Regions from separate parts of the Homo sapiens genome. Here region 2 is linked to region 1. The links are chromatin loops, found by intact Hi-C in ENCODE. Cell type or tissue: gastrocnemius medialis. All regions are shown on one strand. Each heading gives the region's core, and the rest is flanking DNA. Links, peaks and the distances in the headings are about the cores only.

What was found. Peaks named below come from ENCODE experiments on the same cell type or tissue, not always from the same donor. Only the 100,000 strongest peaks of a DNase experiment are listed, where the experiment ranks them.
Region 2: it touches region 1 in a loop (4-fold over the local background); 81 of 110 quality-filtered maps call a loop at or near these places.

The regions. Positions count from the first base shown.
Region 1 is chr7:74,549,156-74,557,478 of GRCh38, forward strand. GTF2IRD1 (GTF2I repeat domain containing 1) reads left to right here. Exons shown (of 27, transcript NM_005685.4): 18 at 6,019-6,068; 19 at 6,283-6,339. Among named protein-coding and RNA genes, the nearest start is that of WBSCR23, 21 kb to the left of the region's middle. In gastrocnemius medialis, for the core only: no CTCF peak of the experiment used is centred there; a DNase peak (open chromatin) is centred at 4,506; H3K27ac peaks cover 4,512 bases.
Region 2 is chr7:74,424,642-74,432,964 of GRCh38, forward strand. No RefSeq gene overlaps it. Among named protein-coding and RNA genes, the nearest start is that of GTF2IRD1, 25 kb to the right of the region's middle. RefSeq lists an enhancer at 4,979-5,952. In gastrocnemius medialis, for the core only: no CTCF peak of the experiment used is centred there; DNase peaks (open chromatin) are centred at 4,360, 4,950, 6,460 and 6,770; H3K27ac peaks cover 2,008 bases.

The DNA.
Region 1 (8,323 bases), core at 53-8,052:
GGCTCACACCTGTAATCCCAGCTGTAATCTCCCTGTCATCAGGAGACTGAGGCACAAGAATCACTTGAACCCGGGAGGCGGAGGTTGCACTGAGCTGAGATCGTACCACGACACTCCAGCCTGGGCAACAGAGCAAGACTCTGTCTCAAAAAAAAAAAAAAAAATAGGCTTGGTTTGGTTGAAAGTGGCAAGAAAGAAGAGACTCTTAAGGGTTTGTTCCTCCAGGAGAATAGATAGTTCTCAAACTGGGAGACTCACAGCGTCATTTTTCATACAGTGGCGAGGAGATCCGCTGGGACAGGGAGCTCTACTGCAGGGCCTGCTCTGTGCCAGGAGGGAGGCTGCTGCTCCATGACACACAAAGAGCAGATAGCAAAAAGCTATGCAACAGGGCTGGAGAGCAAGAGTCATGATTCGTGCAGTAGAAGCAAAGGCTTCAGCAGGCCAGGATGAATGCAGCCACATGCCCGGTGTGTCTGGGCATATTAAAAGGAAGATTGAGCCAGGCATGGTGGCTCATGCCTGTAATCCCAGCACTTTGGGAGGCTGAGGTGGGCAGATCACTTGAGATCAGGACTACTGAAAATACAAAAATTAAGGCCGGGTGCGGTGGCTCACGCCTGTAATCCCAGCACTTTGAAAGGCCGAGTTAGGCAGATCACCTGAGGTTGGGAGTTTGAGACCAGTCTGACCACTATGGAGAAACCCCATCTCTACTAAAAAATACAAAATTAGCCGGGCGTGGTAGCAGGTGCCTGTAATCCCAGCTACTCTGGAGGCTGAGGCAGGAGAATTGGCTTGAACCCAGGAGGCAGAAGTTGCAGTGAGCCGAGATCACGCCGTTGCACTCCAGCCTGGGCAACAAGAGCAAAACTCCATCTCAAAAAAAAAAATTAGCCAGGCATGGTGGCATGCACCTGTAATCCCAGCTACTCAAGAGGCAAAGAGGAGAATCACTTGAACCCGAGAGGCAGAGGTTGCAGTGAGCCGAGATCGCACTCCTGCATTTCAGCCTGGGGGACAGTAACACTCTTGTCTCAAAAAAATAAAAAGGGAAGATCACATTTCAGGTGGTTTAAGGATAAACTCATGATAGACATATAGCCCATCAGATGTGTGAAAACAGGGAAATAAAGATTCACAAGAGAATATGTGTAATTATAGTACAGTAATTGGCTCTACTATATACATGTATAGTACTGTACTGGTTGAAGGAGGGCTTCTTTCAACAAATTCTCAGCCTGAGCAATGTGTGAAACCCCATCTCTAGGGAAAAAAAAAAATTAGCCAGGCTTGGTGGTGTGCACCTGTAGTCCCAGCTACTTGGGAGGCTGAGGTGGGAGGATCGCTTGAGCCAGGAGGTCGAGGCTGCAGTGAGCCCTGATTGCACCACTGCACTCTAGCCTGGGTGACAGAGTAAGACCCTGTCTCGAAAATTTTTTTTTTTTAATTTTTTTAAAAATACATTCCGTCCAGGCGTGATGGCTCACGCCTGTAATCCCAACACCTTGGGAGGCCCAGATAGGAGGATCGCTTGAGCCCAGGAATTTGAGAGCAGCCTGGGCAATGTATCAAGACCCCATCTCTACAAAAAATTTTAAAAATTCTCACACCTGTAATCCCAGCACTTTGAGAGGACAAAACAGGAGGGTCGCTTGAGGCCAGGAGTTCGAGACCAGTCTGGTCAACATAGCAACCCCATCTCTATTTTATTTTTAAAATTAAAAAATTAGCCAGGTGCAGTGGTGTGTGTCTGTAGTCCCAGATACTTGGGAGGCTGAGGCGGAAGGCGGAAGAATAGCTTAAGCACAGAGGGTCCAGGCTGCAGTGAGCTATGATGGCATTACTGCACTCCAGTCTGGGTGACAGAGCAAGACCTCGTCCCTTTAAAAATACAAAGAGAGGCCGGGGCATGGTGGCTCACATCTGTAATCCCAGCACTTTGAGAGGCCAAGGCAGATGGATCACTTGAGTTCCAGAGTTTGAAATCAGCCTGGCCAACATGGTGAAACACCATCTCTACTAAAAGTACCACAAATTAGCTGGGCGTGGTGGTGCACACCTGTAGTCCGAGCTCCTCGGGTGGCTGAGGCTCAAGAATCACTTGAACCTGGGAGGTGGAGGTTGCAGTGAGCTGAGATCACATCACTGCACTCCAGCCTGGGCGACAGAGCGAGACTCCTTCTCAAAATAAATAAATATAGGGTTTATAAATAAATAAAACACAAAGAGACAAACAAACTAAAAAACCATCCTGGATGCCTGCCAGGTCCCGGGCTTGCAGCCCAGCAGTAAATGCCACCAAGTCCTGCCCTGGAGTTGCCGATGTCACCCAGACAAAATCAAAATGTCATGTCAGGTAGAGATAACTGCTGTGACAGGATATAATGCAGAGTGAGGGGGAGAGAGGGACAGGAGGAACCTGGATAAGAAGGTGACATTGAAGCGGTGACCCAATGAAGGGAGAGGGCCAGCCAGGTGCATAAAGAGTGTGGGAGCAGGCCAGGCGTGGTGGCTCACACCTGTAATCCCAGCACTTTGGGAGGCTGAGGCAGGCAGATCACGAGGTCAAGAGTTCGAGACCAGCCTGACCAACATAGTGAAACCCCGTCTCTACTAAAAATGCAAAAATTAGCCGGGTGTGGTGGCGTGTGCCTGTAATCCCAGCTACTCGGGAGGCTGAGGCAGGAGAATCACTTGAACCTGGGAGGTGGAGGTTGCAGTGAGCCGAGATTGTGCCATTGCACTTCAGCCTGGGTGACAGAGGGAGACTCTGTCTCAAAAAATAAATAAATAAAAATAAAGACTGTTGGGACAGAGAAAAAGTCATGCAAAGTCCCTGAGGCAACAACGTGCTTGGGTGTTTGAAAGCTTGCAAGGTGCCCTTGCAGCTGGTACAGGGTGAGTGAGGGAAGGATGGTGAGGTTGAGGCCCAAGAGGTAGCAGGGGACCAGGCGTGTGGCCCACGCCTGTAATCCTAGCATTTTGGGAGGCTGAGGCAGGAGGATTGCTTGAGCTCAGGAGTTTGTGACCAGCCTAGGCAACATGGTGAGACCCTATCTCTATAAAAAAGAAAAATAGGCCAGGAGAGGTGGCTCACGCCTGTAATCCCAGCACTTTGTGGGGGTTGAGGAGGGTGTATCACCTGAGGTCAGAAGTTCGAGACCAGCCTGCCCAACATGGTGACACCCCATTTCTAAAAATTCAAAAATTAGCCAGGCATGGTGAGGGGGTCCTGTAATTCCAGCTACTCAGGAGACTGAGGCAGGAGAATTGCTTAAACCCAGGAGACAGAGGTTGCAGTGAGCTGAGATCGCGCCCCTGCACTCCAGCCTGGGCGACAAGAGCAAAACTCTCTCTCAAAATAAATAAATAAAAAGGTAGCAGGAGCCAGATCACATGGATTTTGGGCCAGCTTAAAGAGTTTGAATTTTATTTTATTTTTTAAAAAGTCTTAAGAGACAGTGTCTCATTCTGGTTTGTTTTTATTTTTGTTTTTGCTTTCTATGCCTATTCCCTCAAACCATAAACTAGGGGCACCCGGGCAGCTTGAGGTCAGGTGCCAATTCAACAGCAAGTCCTCATGAATGACATTTTTTATGGCTTTGTGCAGAGACACCTTGTGCTCATGAGCATTGGTTTTTTGTTTTTTGTGGGTTGGTTTTTTTGTTGTTGTTTGTTTGTTTTCTATTTTTTGAGACAGAGTCTCACTCACTCTATTGCCCAGGCTGGAGTGCAGTGGCACCATCTCAGCTTACTGCAACCTCCGCCTCCCGGGTTCCAGCGATTCCCCGGCCTCAGCCTCCTGAGTAGCTGGGATAACAGGCGCATGTCACTACACCTGGCTAAATTTTGTATTTTTAGTAGAGACGGTGTTTCACCATGTTGGTCAGGCTGGTCTCGAACTCCTAACCTTAAGTGATCCATCCACCTTGACCTCCCAAAGTGCTGGGATTAGAGGCGTGAGCCACCATGCCTGGCCTTTTGTGGGTTTTTTTTGAGACAGAGTCTCACTCCAGGCTGGAGTACAGTGGTGCTGTCTCGGCTCACTGTAGCCTCCACCTTCCAGGTTTAAACGATTCTCCTGCCTCAGCCTCCCGAGTAACTGGGATTACAGGCGTGAGCCACCATGCCTGGCCATGAGCATTTGTTTTAAGAGACAAGTCTTTCTTTAGCCCAGGCTGGAGTGTAGTGGCACAATCATAACTCACTGCAGCCTTAAACTCCTGGGCTCAAGCAATCCTGCTTCAGCCTCCTGAGTAGCTGGGACTGCAGGGGCACGCCACCACACCTGGCTAATTTTTACATTTTTTGTAGAGAAGGGGTCTCGCTATGTTGCCCAAGCTGGTCTCCAACTCCTGGGCTCAAAGCGATGCCCCTGCCTCAGCCTCCCAAAGTGCTGGGATTACAGGTTGAGCCACCATGCCCAGCCTTGAGCACTTTTTAAAGTCACGATGGCTTTCTCCACCTGTCATTTGGAAAGGGAGACAGGTCAGTGCAGTGGCCGACGGGAGAGGCCGTCTGGTGGGTTTGAGGCCAGCTCCTCCTGTTACTCCCTGTGGCCTTGGCAGCCGGCTGTGCTATTTAAGGGGAAGCACTGTCGCTACTCTGGCCTGGGACTCAGGGGCTCTGCCCAGCTTCTGCCTCTCTAAGTTTACTGCTGGGAAGTCACTTCCCCTTTCAGAACCTGAGTTCTCCCATAAAGAGGAGGGGCCTAAATGCAGTCCGAAGCCTTTTCTAGCTCCTGAGACTGTGGTTCAAGGCAGGGCTATGCTTCCCCTCCCAGCCCTGGCCCCGTGACCCCAGCTCTGTGCCTGGCACTGTACAGAAGCCTAAGAGATGCCCACCGCCAGAGCGGGCACCAAATCCTCATCTACTGGGGACCCCAGGGGTGCCCTCCCTGAGAGTTTGGCCTTTGGGCTCACTCCCAGGCAGAGACTCCTCGGAGTTGCTGCTTGATTACCCCTGTGACAGAGAGCTCATTACCTCTCCAGGCCCATTACCTCTCCAGAGAGCTCATTACCTCTCTGCTCCATGGCCTACCCTGCCATCCCCCGACAGCCCCCTTCTGGCCAGCATGATTTTCCCAGTGTCCTCTACCCACCACAAACCCCAGCCCCACAACAGGCTTGCTCTAACAGGACAAGTTGTGCTGAAGATGGGGCCTTCAGAAGCAGTGCTGTATGACAAAGAAGGTTGACTCATGTCTGGACAGGGCTTTCTGGAGTCTGTGGAGCTAAAGACATTAGCATAATACAGAGCTGGGCTTGGTCACTGGTGCTTCCGACTGCAGTAACACAGCAGCTCTCAGACGTGAGCCGTAGATCTCAGACCTTTCCAGAAGCTTGGAGTTCTTGCTTCGTAGTGGGCCCCGACTGTTTCTACTCTTTTCTTTCATTTTGAGACGGAGTCTTACTCTGTCACCCAGGCTGGAGTGCAGTGGTGCTATCTCAGTTCACTGCAACCTCTGCCTCCTGGGTTCAAGCCATTCCCCTCCCTCAGCCTCCCAAGTAGCTGGGATTATAGGCACCTGCCACCACACCTGGCTAATTTTTGTATTTTTAGTAGAGACGGGTTTCACCATGTTGGCCAGGCTGGTCTCAGACTCCTGACCTCAAGTGATCTGCCCTCCTCGGCCTCCCAAAATGCTGGGATTACAGGCGTGAGCTACTGCACCTGACCTTGTTTCTACACTTTAAACCAGCTCCACGGGAGGCCACCTGAGGCCACCTGCTCCAATCCCAGGCAGTGACAATCGTGCAATGTCCCTGGAGCAGGAGTGAGATATCAGATGGACCTGTTCAGGACTGGGGGGGGTCTCACTCCCAGCTGGATCCTTCAAGCCCAGCGCAGCCCCCCAGATTCCACATGTGGGGCGGCAGGGACTCCAGGCCTGAACTATGCATAGCCAGAAGGGTCCATTGCAGGGCTGTGTAGACTGAGGCCCAGAGAGGAGGGCTGAGCAGTCCCAGAGATGCTTGGAGGGACCTCTGTGATAGCCTCGCTTGTGTTTTCCAGGCCCGAGCTGCTCACTGAGGGAGTCAAAGAGCCCATCATGGATAGTCAAGGTACCCAGCGCGGGGTCGGGAGCCATGGTGTGGGCGGGCAAGGGAGGGCCCCAGGCCTCTGCCACCAGCCCCTCCTCCTGCTGCCTCTGTCCTGCTCCCATCCTGGCCCTGGCATTCTCCCCACACCCCCACATTGGGTTTCCCCTAACGATGCCATCTTGGGTCCCAGGAACTGCCTCCTCACTTGGCTTCTCTCCCCCTGCCCTGCCCCCAGAGAGGGATTCCGGGGACCCTCTGGTGGACGAGAGCCTGAAGAGACAGGGCTTTCAAGGTAAGGTTGAGCTCACGGGGAGGTCTGTTGTCCCAGCACCAGGACATTGACCTGGTTTGGGTTTGGAGGGCCAGGCTGGAAGTGGGGAGGAGCTGGCCCCCAACTTCAGGGCCTAAGGGACCAGGCAAGCCAGGTTGGCAGCCCAGGCCCGGCTGTACCCTGCCAGCTCTGTGTTAGAGACTCCAGGGGAGAGGGGGTGCCTACAGGTGGACGGTCGGGGGAGCCCAGGAGCCTGCCTGCCCCCTCCCTGCCCCACCCCCCAGAGGTAGCTGACACGCCCACTCCTTTTTCAGCAATCAGCTGTGGTCTTAGTGCTTTGAAATCAGAATAGGAGCCAGACGCGGCACCTCACGCCTGTAATCTCAGCACTTGGGAAGGTCAAGGTGGGAGGATCGCTTGAGGCTGGGAGCTCGAGACAAGCCTGGACAACATAGAACCCGTCTCTATGTCTATTTTTAAGAAAAGAAATCAGAGGCCGAGTGCAGTGGCTCACGCCTGTAATCCCAGCACTTTGGGCGGCCGAGGCAGGTGGATCACTTGAGGCCAGGAGTTCAAGACCAGCCTGGCCAACATGGTGAAACCCCGTGTCTACCAAAAAAATACAAGAATTAGTTGGGCGAGGTGGCGTGCACCTGTGATCCCAGCTACTAGGGAGGCTAAGGCGGGAGAATCGCTTGAACCTGGGAGGCGGAGATTGCAGTGAGCCGAGATCATGCCACTGCACTCCAGCCTGGGTGACAGAGCAAGACCCTGTCTCAAAAAAAAAAGAAAGAGAGAGAGAGAGAGAGATGGTGGTCTGGGATCCCTCCAGCACATGCTGGCACTTGTCTTTGTTTGTTTGTTTGGATGGAGTTTTACTCTTGTTGCCCAGGCTGGAGTGCAATGGCGTGATCTCAGCCCACTGCAACCTCCGCTTCCCGGGTTCAAGCAATTCTCCTGCCTCAGGCTCCCAAGTAGCTGGGATTATAGGCACGTGCCACCACACCCGGCTAATTTTTGTATTTTTTAGTAGAGACGGGGTTTCACCATGTTGGACAGGCTGGTCTCGAGCTCCTGACCTCAGATGATCTGCCCACCTCAGCCTCCCAAAGTGTTGGGATTACAGGCATGAACCACTGCACCCAGCTTTTTTTTTTTTTTTTTTTTTGAGACAGAGTCTTGCTCTGTCACCCAGGCTGGAGTGCAGTGGTGCGATCTTGGCTCACTACAACCTCCACCTCCCAGGTTCAAGGGGTTCTCTTGCCTCAGCCTCCCAAGTAGCTGGGATTACAGGTACGCACCACCATGCCTGGCTAATTTTTGTATTTTTAGTAGAGATAGGGTTTCACCACATTGGCCAGGCTGGTTTCCAACTCCTGCCCTCAGGTGATCCTCCTGCCTCAGCTTCCCAAAATGCTGGGGTTACAGGCATGAGCCGCCGCGCCCGGTCACACTTGGGCGTTTTTAATGAACACTTTCTGGGTGAGGGTGTCTTGGTGGCTCATGCCTGTAATCCCAGCACTTTTGGAGGCTGAGGCAGGCAGATCACTTGAGCTTGGGGGTTCGAGGCCAGCCTGGGCAACATGGCGAAACCCCATCTCTACCAAAAACACAAAAAAGAAATTAGCCAGGTGCGGTGGTGCACGCCTGTGGTCCCAGCTACTCAGAAGGCTGAAGCAGGAGAATCGCCTGAGCCTGGGAGGTGGAGGTTCCATTGGGAGCCGCCAGGCCCATCCCCTGTGTCTGTGGGGACTGCCCATCCTCCTCCATCTGCTAGATCAGCTGGGCTTCCATTCCCTCGCTTGTCTCCAGCCCCCTAGTGACTTCATGAAGCCCCCGCCCCCTGCCTGCCAGCCCAGGGCACAGGACTCCGTACTCTATGGTGTCCCTCCCCTCCGGGGCTTATTTATTGGTTTGGTGGTTTTCAAATGTCATCAATTAACTTAATTTCCAACTCATCACTGTTGTGGCAACAGTGCATGTCCTTCTGAAAAAAAGACATCTC
Region 2 (8,323 bases), core at 128-8,127, 120 kb before region 1:
GTCACTTCAGCCCCACACAGGGAACTCCCGGGGAAGGAGTCGTGGGTCACATAGGGAAGACAACACAGTCCCTGCCCTCTGGGAGTGCCCAGCCCTGCTGAGGAAAGGTGACCTGTGTCAGCGCCCACTGGCCAGGCATCATGCCTGTGTCCAGCACATGTGGAGTTATTAAGGTCCCCCTATAATCTGTAATCCCAGCACTTTGGGAGGCTGAGATGGGAGGATCGCTTGAGTTCAGGAGTTTGACACCAGCCTGGGCAACATAGCAAGACCCTGTATCTAAATAATAATAATGATAATAATAATTTTTTTAAAAAAGGAAATGCAGGTATTCAGGGACAGCCAGTCCTGTTTGCCCAGCTCTGTGCCAGGCCACATATGGGACTAGGAGGCACAGGGGCTGAGAAAGAAAGGGACATGGCTGGGTGCAATGGCTTAAACCTGTCATCCAAGCACTTTGGGAGGCCAAAGTGAGAGGATCACTTGAGGCCTGGAGTTTGAGACCAGCCTGGGCAACATAGTGAGACCCGTATCTACAAAAAATAAAAAATTAGGTGTGCATGGTGATGTCCACCACTAGTCCCAGCTACTTGGGAGGCCGAGGTGGGAGGATCACTTGAACCTAGGAGGTCGAGGCTGCAGTGAGCTGAGATTGCACCACTGCACTACAGCCTGGGTGACAGAGCAAGACTTTGTCAAGAAAAAGAGAGAGAGAGAAGAAAAAAAAGAGGGAGGGAGGGAAAGAGGGAAGGAGGGAGGGAGGAAGAAGGAAGGAAGGGAGGAAAGGAAGGAAGGAAGGAAGGAAGGAAGTCCATCCTAACTCTTTTTTGTTTTTTTTCTTGAAACGGAGTCTCACTTTGTCACCCAGGCTGGAGTGCAGTGGCTCGATCTCAGCTCACTGCAAACTCCACCTCTCAAGTTCAAGCAATTCTTGTGCCTCAGCCTCCCGAGTAGCTGAGATTACAGGCATGCATCACCATGCCCAGCTGATTTTTTTTGTAGAGACGGGGTTTCACCATGTTGGCCAGGCTGGTCGCGAACTCCTGACCTCAAGCGATCTACCCGCCTCGGCCTCCCAAAGTGCTGGGATTACAGGAGTGAGCTGCCGTGCCCGGCAACTTCTTTTTTTTTTTTTCTTTTAATTGAGATGAGGGTCTCGCTATGTTGCCCAGGCTGGTCTGGAACTCCTGGGCTCAAGCAATCCTCCCACCTTGGCTTCCCAAAGTGCTGGGATTACAGGCGTGAGCCACTGCGCCCAGCCTCCATACTAACTCTTGATGAAGCCACAGTCCAGGGAGGGAGATGGGAGCTTCCTAGGAGAAGGGAACCATCTGAGAGGCTCAAGTCATGTGGTCAATGGAGACAGGAAGGGAGGAAGTAGCTCAGAGAAGCAAGAAATCTAGGATGACTTCCTGGAGGAGGCAGGTTGAGGCTGACATCTGGAGAACAGAATGGAAATGTTTCCTGGTGGCCCCAGCCCTCAGGGACCATGGCCCTGGCTTGCCCCACTTTTCCTCTTCTTGTACTCCCGTGAGGATCTGCTTTCCCCAAATACTCCAGGAGCTCGTAAAGCCTACATGATCCTGCTGTGTGAGATACAGGGACCAGGTCTAATTCCAGCACTGAAGCCCTGAATGGCCTTGGGCAAATGTCTCCCCTTCTCTGAGTCTCCATGTCCTCATCTGTTAAATGTGCTCATCATGCACTTTACCCTTACACATTTGTTGTGGGGCTAAGGAGATCATGTGTGGTTTCTGAGCCAGAAGTGAGCAAAGCTCTGTAGTGATCACACCACCCAGCCCCCTTAATTCACTGATAGGGAAACGGAGGCCCAGAGAGGCAAAGGTCACCGGGACAGCTACATCAACTTTCTTTTTTTTTTTTTTGAGACAGTGTCTCACTCTGTTGCCCCGGCTAGAGTACAGTGGCGCAATCTAGGCTCACTGCAACCTCTGCCTCCCAGGTTCAAGCAATTCTCCTGCCTCAGCCTCCTGAGTAGCTGGGACTACAGGCACGCACCACCACGCCTGGCTAATTTTTTTTGTATTTATAGTAGAGATGGGGTTTCGCCATATTGGCCAGGCTGGTCTCGAACTCCTGACCTCGTGATCCACCCACCTCAGTCTCCCAAAGTGCTGGGATTACAGGCGTGAGCCACCGCGCCTGGCTTTACATCATCTTTCAAGCCCTGGCTCAAAGGCCCTTTCTGGTGCCTCCAGGCCAAGCTGGTTGCTTCTGGCTTTGCTGTTTTTGTTTTTTTTTTTCTTTTTTGAGACAGAGTCTTGCTCTTTTGCCCAGGTGGGAGTGCAGTGGCGAGATCTCAGCTCACTGCACCCTCCACCTCCCGGGTTCAAGCAATTTTCCTGGGCTCAATCAGGCTCCACAAGCTGTGCCTGCGACTGAGCCTCCGGAACGAAGGGAGTGTGCCCTTCTCCTGAGAAGCTGGGTTTCTCCCAGGGTTGGTGGCGGGGAGGTGGGGGGGTCCCAACCTGGGGAGGTGGGGGTTGCTGTCTTCTTTGGCACCTCAGAAATGTTAATTGAGGGAAATTATGCAAAGGAGCCTGGATTGGAAATGCTCATTTGGACCTCAACAAGGTGGCTACGTTAAAAATAGCAAGAGGGGCTGGGCGCGGTGGCTCACGCCTGTAATCGCAGCACTTTGGGAGACAGAGGTGGGTGGATCGCTTGAACCTGGGAGTTCGAGACCAGCCTGGGCAAAACCCTGTCCCTCCTAAAAATTAGCTGGGCGTGGTGGTGCGTGCCTGTAATCCCAGCTATTCAGGAGGCTACTCAGGAGGCTGAGGCGGGAGAATCACTTGAATCCGGGAGGCAGAGGTTGCGGTGAGCTGAGATTGTGCCACTGTACTCCAGCCTGGGCAACAGAGCGAGACTCTGTCTCAAAAAAAAAAATGTCTAGAGGAAGGAGTTAAGTTTGGGATTGGAGAGAGGATGCCAGGCCCTTTGTCCTATGAGGTCCAGGCTCCTGGGCCCCTGAAGGGTCATCAGGCCTTGCAGCCTGAGCATGGACCCTGGCTCTAACAGTCTGTGACCCCCACTGCACTCCTGCCCGCTCTAGTTCCTGCGGTACGGCCCTTTCACATTGTGGACACCCAAGCAACAAATCTAACAATCAGATTGGTAGCTGACACCTGTAATCCCAGCACTTCGGGAGGATCACTTGAGCCCAGGAATTCAAGACCAGCCTGGGCAACAGAGACCCCCGGTCTCTACAAAATAAAATACAACAATTAGCCGGGTGTGGTAGTAAGTATGTGTATTCTCAGCTACTCGGGAGTCTGAGGCCAGAGGATCACTTGAGCCTAGGAGGTGGAGGCTTCAATGAGCTGAGATCACACCACTGCATCCAGCCCGGGTGACAGAACAAGGCCCTGTCTCATATAAAAATATTTAAAACATTTTTTTAATCAGATATGACCATGTCAATACTCTGTATATAACCTGCTAAGGCTCCCCATTGCCCTCAGGATAAAGCCAGGCCTCTTAGTCCTGCACTTAAGGCCTGTCCTGCTGGGTCTCTTAGTCTCATCTCCTACCACATCTCACTGTTACCAGGAGCTCCATCTGCCAGCACCTCCCTTCGGATCCCCCAGCCTCACCCTGACTCTGAGCCTTAGCACAGGCCATTCCTGCCGCCTAGAACATCAGCTCCTCTTTGTCACCAGAACAGCGACATCATCTTTCAAGCCCCGGCTCAAAGGCACTTTCTGATGTCTCCAGGCCAAGCTGGTTGCCTGGCTTTGGTTTTTTTTTTTTTTTTCTGTTGTTTTTTAGATGGAGTCTCGCTCTGTCACCCAGTCTGGAGTGCAGTGGTGCAGTCTTGGCTCACTGCAACCTCCACCTCCCGGGTTCAAGCAATTCTCCTGCCTCAGCCTCCCAAGTGGCTGGAATTACAGGCATGCACCACCATACCTGGCTAATTTATATATATATATATATATATATATATATATATATATATTTATTTATTTATTTATTTTGAGACAGAGTCTCACTCTGTCACCCAGGCTAGAGTGCAGTGGCGCTATCTCGGCTCACTGCAACTTCTGCCTCCCGGGTTCAAGTGACTCTCCTGCCTCAGCCTGCCGAGTAGCTGGGATCACAGGCATGCACCACCATGCCCAGCTAATTATTTTTTATTTTATATACATATATATTTTGTATTTTTAGTAGAAACAGGTTTTCACCATGTTGGCCAAGCTGGTGTCGAACACCCGACCTCAAGTGATTCACCCACCTCGGCCTCCCAAGATGTGGGGATTACAGATGTGAGCCACTGCGCCTGCCCTGGGTTTGCTGTTTCTCCAGCACCTTCCAGAGGCTTCTCCTGTAGCACATGCTCTTGGGATTTAGGTGTCTGTGGGTTTGGATGTCTTAGACTACGTGTTCCCTGAGGTCAGAAGCTGTGTTCAGAACATCACTGGACCTAGCCCAGCTGAGAACCAGCTCCTCCATCCTGCCCAATGTCTGGGGCATCTGATGGCAAATGACCCCAGGGCTGCCTCCCTGTGCCCTGCCCTGCACCTCCCCTTCAGAGACAACTGAACCAGGCCCTGGTGACTTGCCCCCCCGCCCCTGCCCACACCTCATCCTGTCCTCAAGGGCACTTGGGGGACGGGAGGGACGTGTGGAGGGAGGCTGGTTATTAATTAAAAACCAAGTCATGCACAGATCCTGCTTCATTCCAATAAAAACCGTCAAGGGTATTAATTACCAGATCTGGCGATAGACGCGGGTTAGGTTTACTCAGGCCCGGTAAGGATGCTGGTGGCCAGAATATCAATGAGCACCCGGGCTCCTCGGCTCTGGGCCCTGGGCTGAGCACGGGCTGGGCAGGCGCGGGGCACCTTGGGGAGGACGAATTGTGATGAAAATAACACCGATGCCACTAAATGCTTCTCAACCAGCACTTCCCGAGTTCCAAGCAGGGGGCCACATACCATTGCTACATGCCTGATGTCATCTCACTCCCGAAAGCCTTGTGAAATGGATTCTATTTTTATCCCCATTTTGCAGCTAAGGGCATTAGGGTACAGAGAGGTTTTGTAATTTGATGGGGTCACACAGCTGGCAAGGGGCAGTGCTGGGATACCAGCCTGGGCTCTTTTTATTTTTGTTATATTTATTTATTTATTTTTTAGGACAGGATCTTGCTCTGTCACCCAGGCTGGAGTGCAGTGGCACAATCACAGCTCACTACAGCCTCGAACTCCTGGGCTCAAGCGATTCTCCTGCCTCCACCTCCCGAGTAGCTGGGACTACAACGACATGCCATCACGCCTGGCTAATTTTTTTTTTTTGAGATGGAATTTCACTCTTGTTGCCCAGGCTGGAGTGCACTGGTACGATCTTGGCTCACTGCAACCTCCACCTCCTGGGTTCAAGTGATTCTCCTGCCTCAGCCTTCCGAGTAGCTGGGATTACAGGCACCCACCACCATGCCCTGCTAATTTTTTGTATTTTTAGTGGAGACAGGGTGATGCCATATTGAGCAGGCTGGTCTCGAACTCCTTACCTCAGGTGATCTGCCCACCTTGGCCTCCCAAATTGCTGGGATTACAGGCATGAGCCACTATGCCCGGCCATGCCCAGCTAATTTCTTAGTAGAGATGGGGTCTCGCTATGTGGTGCAGGGTGGTCTCAAACTCCTGGCCTCAAGCAGTCCTCCCGCTTCAGAAGCCTCCCAAAGTGCTGGGATTACAGGTGTGAGCCACCATGCCTGGCAGCCTGTGCTCTCAAAGTCCCAGAGGAGCTGGGCTGCGTCATCAAAGCAACCCTTCCTTGGACAAATGGGGAAACCGAGGCAGGAGAGAGCATCACTTGCAAAATCACACATTGGAGGAATGTCGACCATGTCCCCTGAGGCCCAGTGTAGGACTCTCCTCCCACCAGACTAAGTGTGTATATGTTGGGGTGGGGATCCTTGCCAGAAAGGGAGGGGTGTGGCCGGGTGTGATGGCCCACGCCTGAAATCCCAGCACTTTGGGAAGCCGAGGCGGGTGAATCACCTGAGGTCAGGAGTTTGAGACCAGCCTGGCTGATGTGGTAAAACCTCATCTCTACTAAAAATACAAAAAAAAAAAAAAAATTAGCCAGGCATAGTGGTGGGCGCTTGTAATCCCAGCTACTCGGGAGGCTGAAGCAGGAGAATCGTGTGGACCCGGGAGGAGGAGGTTGCAGTGAGCCGAGATTGCGCCACTGCGCTCCAGCCTGGGTGACAGACTGAGATTCTGTCTCAAAAAAAAAAAAAGAAAGAAAATAGAAAGGGAGAGGGTGTAGGGGCCCCAGATAGGCCAGGATTTGGGGGTCAAGGCCACCTGCCACTTCCTGTCTCCCTCCTCACCTGCCTCCCTCCTCCCTTCATCCATCCATCCTCTCCAAACCCTCAGCAGCCCAGCACTCCTCTGTGTCAACCCTGGAAGGCGGTCTCAGCCCGGCACAAGTCCCCAGCGGCATTAAAATAGGCCTGACCTAAATACAAGCACAATGCCAGCGCTGAAAACACGGCTGTGTCAGCGGAAACTCCAGCTGGGTAGGAAAAAAAAATACACTTTGGGATTCAAGCCATCACCCCACCCCAGAAAGGGGGCCGGGCTGCCCCAGGGCCAGGGCCAGTGCCACCTACAGGACCCTGAGCACCCATAGTTCCCTAAACGTCCCCAAGTGTGGCAAAGTGGCGGAGGGGAGAGGACTCTGCTTCTGTGGCCTGACAGACGGCAAGCTCACAAGGGGGTCAGGCAGCCCTCAGCAACCACTGCTATCACTCCGGGGAACTGAGGCTCTGAGAGGGGAGGTGGCCACCCGAGGTGGCACAGCTTATAAGTAGCAGGAGTGGGGCAGCCGCTTGATTTCCAGGCAGGAAGAGGAGAGGGACAGCAAACAGGCTCCTAATGCAGAAGCTTGGGCCTGTGACTCAAAACAGGTATTAAGTAAACACGTTCTATCAAGAGGCCATCCATGCCTGTAATGCCAGCACCTTGGGAGGCCAAGGTGGGGGATCACTTGAGGTCAGGAGTTCAAAACCAGCCTGGCCAACATGACGAAACCCCTTCTCTACTAAAAATACAAAAATTAGCCAGGGGTGGTGGTGCGCACCTATAATCCCAGCTACTTGGGAGCCTGAGGCACAAGAATTGCTTGAATCCAGGAGGTGGAGGTTGCAGTAAGCTGAGATCGTGCCACTGCACTACAGGGTGAGACTCTGTCTCAAAAAAACAAACTGAAAAAAAAAAGAGGCCATTGACAGCCTTGAAGACCTTACTTTTAATTTTTATTTATTTATTTATTATTATTATTATTGAGATACGGTCTTGCTCTGTCACCTAGGCTGGAGAGCAGTGGCGCGATCATGGCTCACTGCAGACTTGAACTCCTGGGCTCAAGTGATCCTCGAATCTCAGCCTCCTGAGCAGCTGGTTCTACAGGCACATGCCACCACACTCAGCTAATTTTTTGTATATTTTGTACAGATGGGGTCTCTCTATGGTGCCAAGGCTGGTCTCAAACTCCTGGCCTGAAGCGACCCTCCCACCTCAGCCTCTCAAAGTGCTGGGATTACAGGCATGAGCCACTGTGATTGGCCTGAAGGCCCTAAGTTTCTATTCAAACCAGAACTTGGCCGGGCGCAGTGTCTCATGCCTGTAATCCAAGCACTTTGGGAGGCTGAGGCAGATGGATCACCTGAGGTCAGGAGTTTGAGACCAGCCTGGCCACCATGTGAAACCCCCATCTCTACTAAACATACAAAAAAATTAGTCATGCGTAGTGGCGCACACCTGTAATCCCAGCTACTCGGGAGGCTGAGGCACGAAAATTGCTTGAACCTGGGAGGCAGAGGTTACAGTGAGCTGAGAGTATGCCACTGCACTCCAGCCTGGGCGACAAAGTGAGACTCCGTCTCTAAAAAAATAAAAATAAAACTGAGCAGGGCACGGTGGCTCAAGCCTATAATCCCAGCCCTTTGGGAGGCTGAGGCAGGTGGATCACCTGAGGTCAGGAGTTCAAGACCAGACTGGCCAACATGGTGAAACCCCGTCTCTACTAAAAATACAAAAATTAGCTGGGCATGGAGGCACACGCTTGTAGTCCCAGCTACTCAGGAGGCCGAGGCAGGAGAATCACTTGAACCTGGGAGGCAGAGGGAGCCTGTGTGACAGAGCCAGACTCTGTCTCCAAAAAAAAAAAAAAGAAAGAAACACATTATTTGCACATGAGGCACAATATGAATTGTGTAGATTCGGCGATTCTGCTCACGAGTAAAATGCTCTTATAGCTACATTTAAAGCCAGCATTGAACGATATAAAG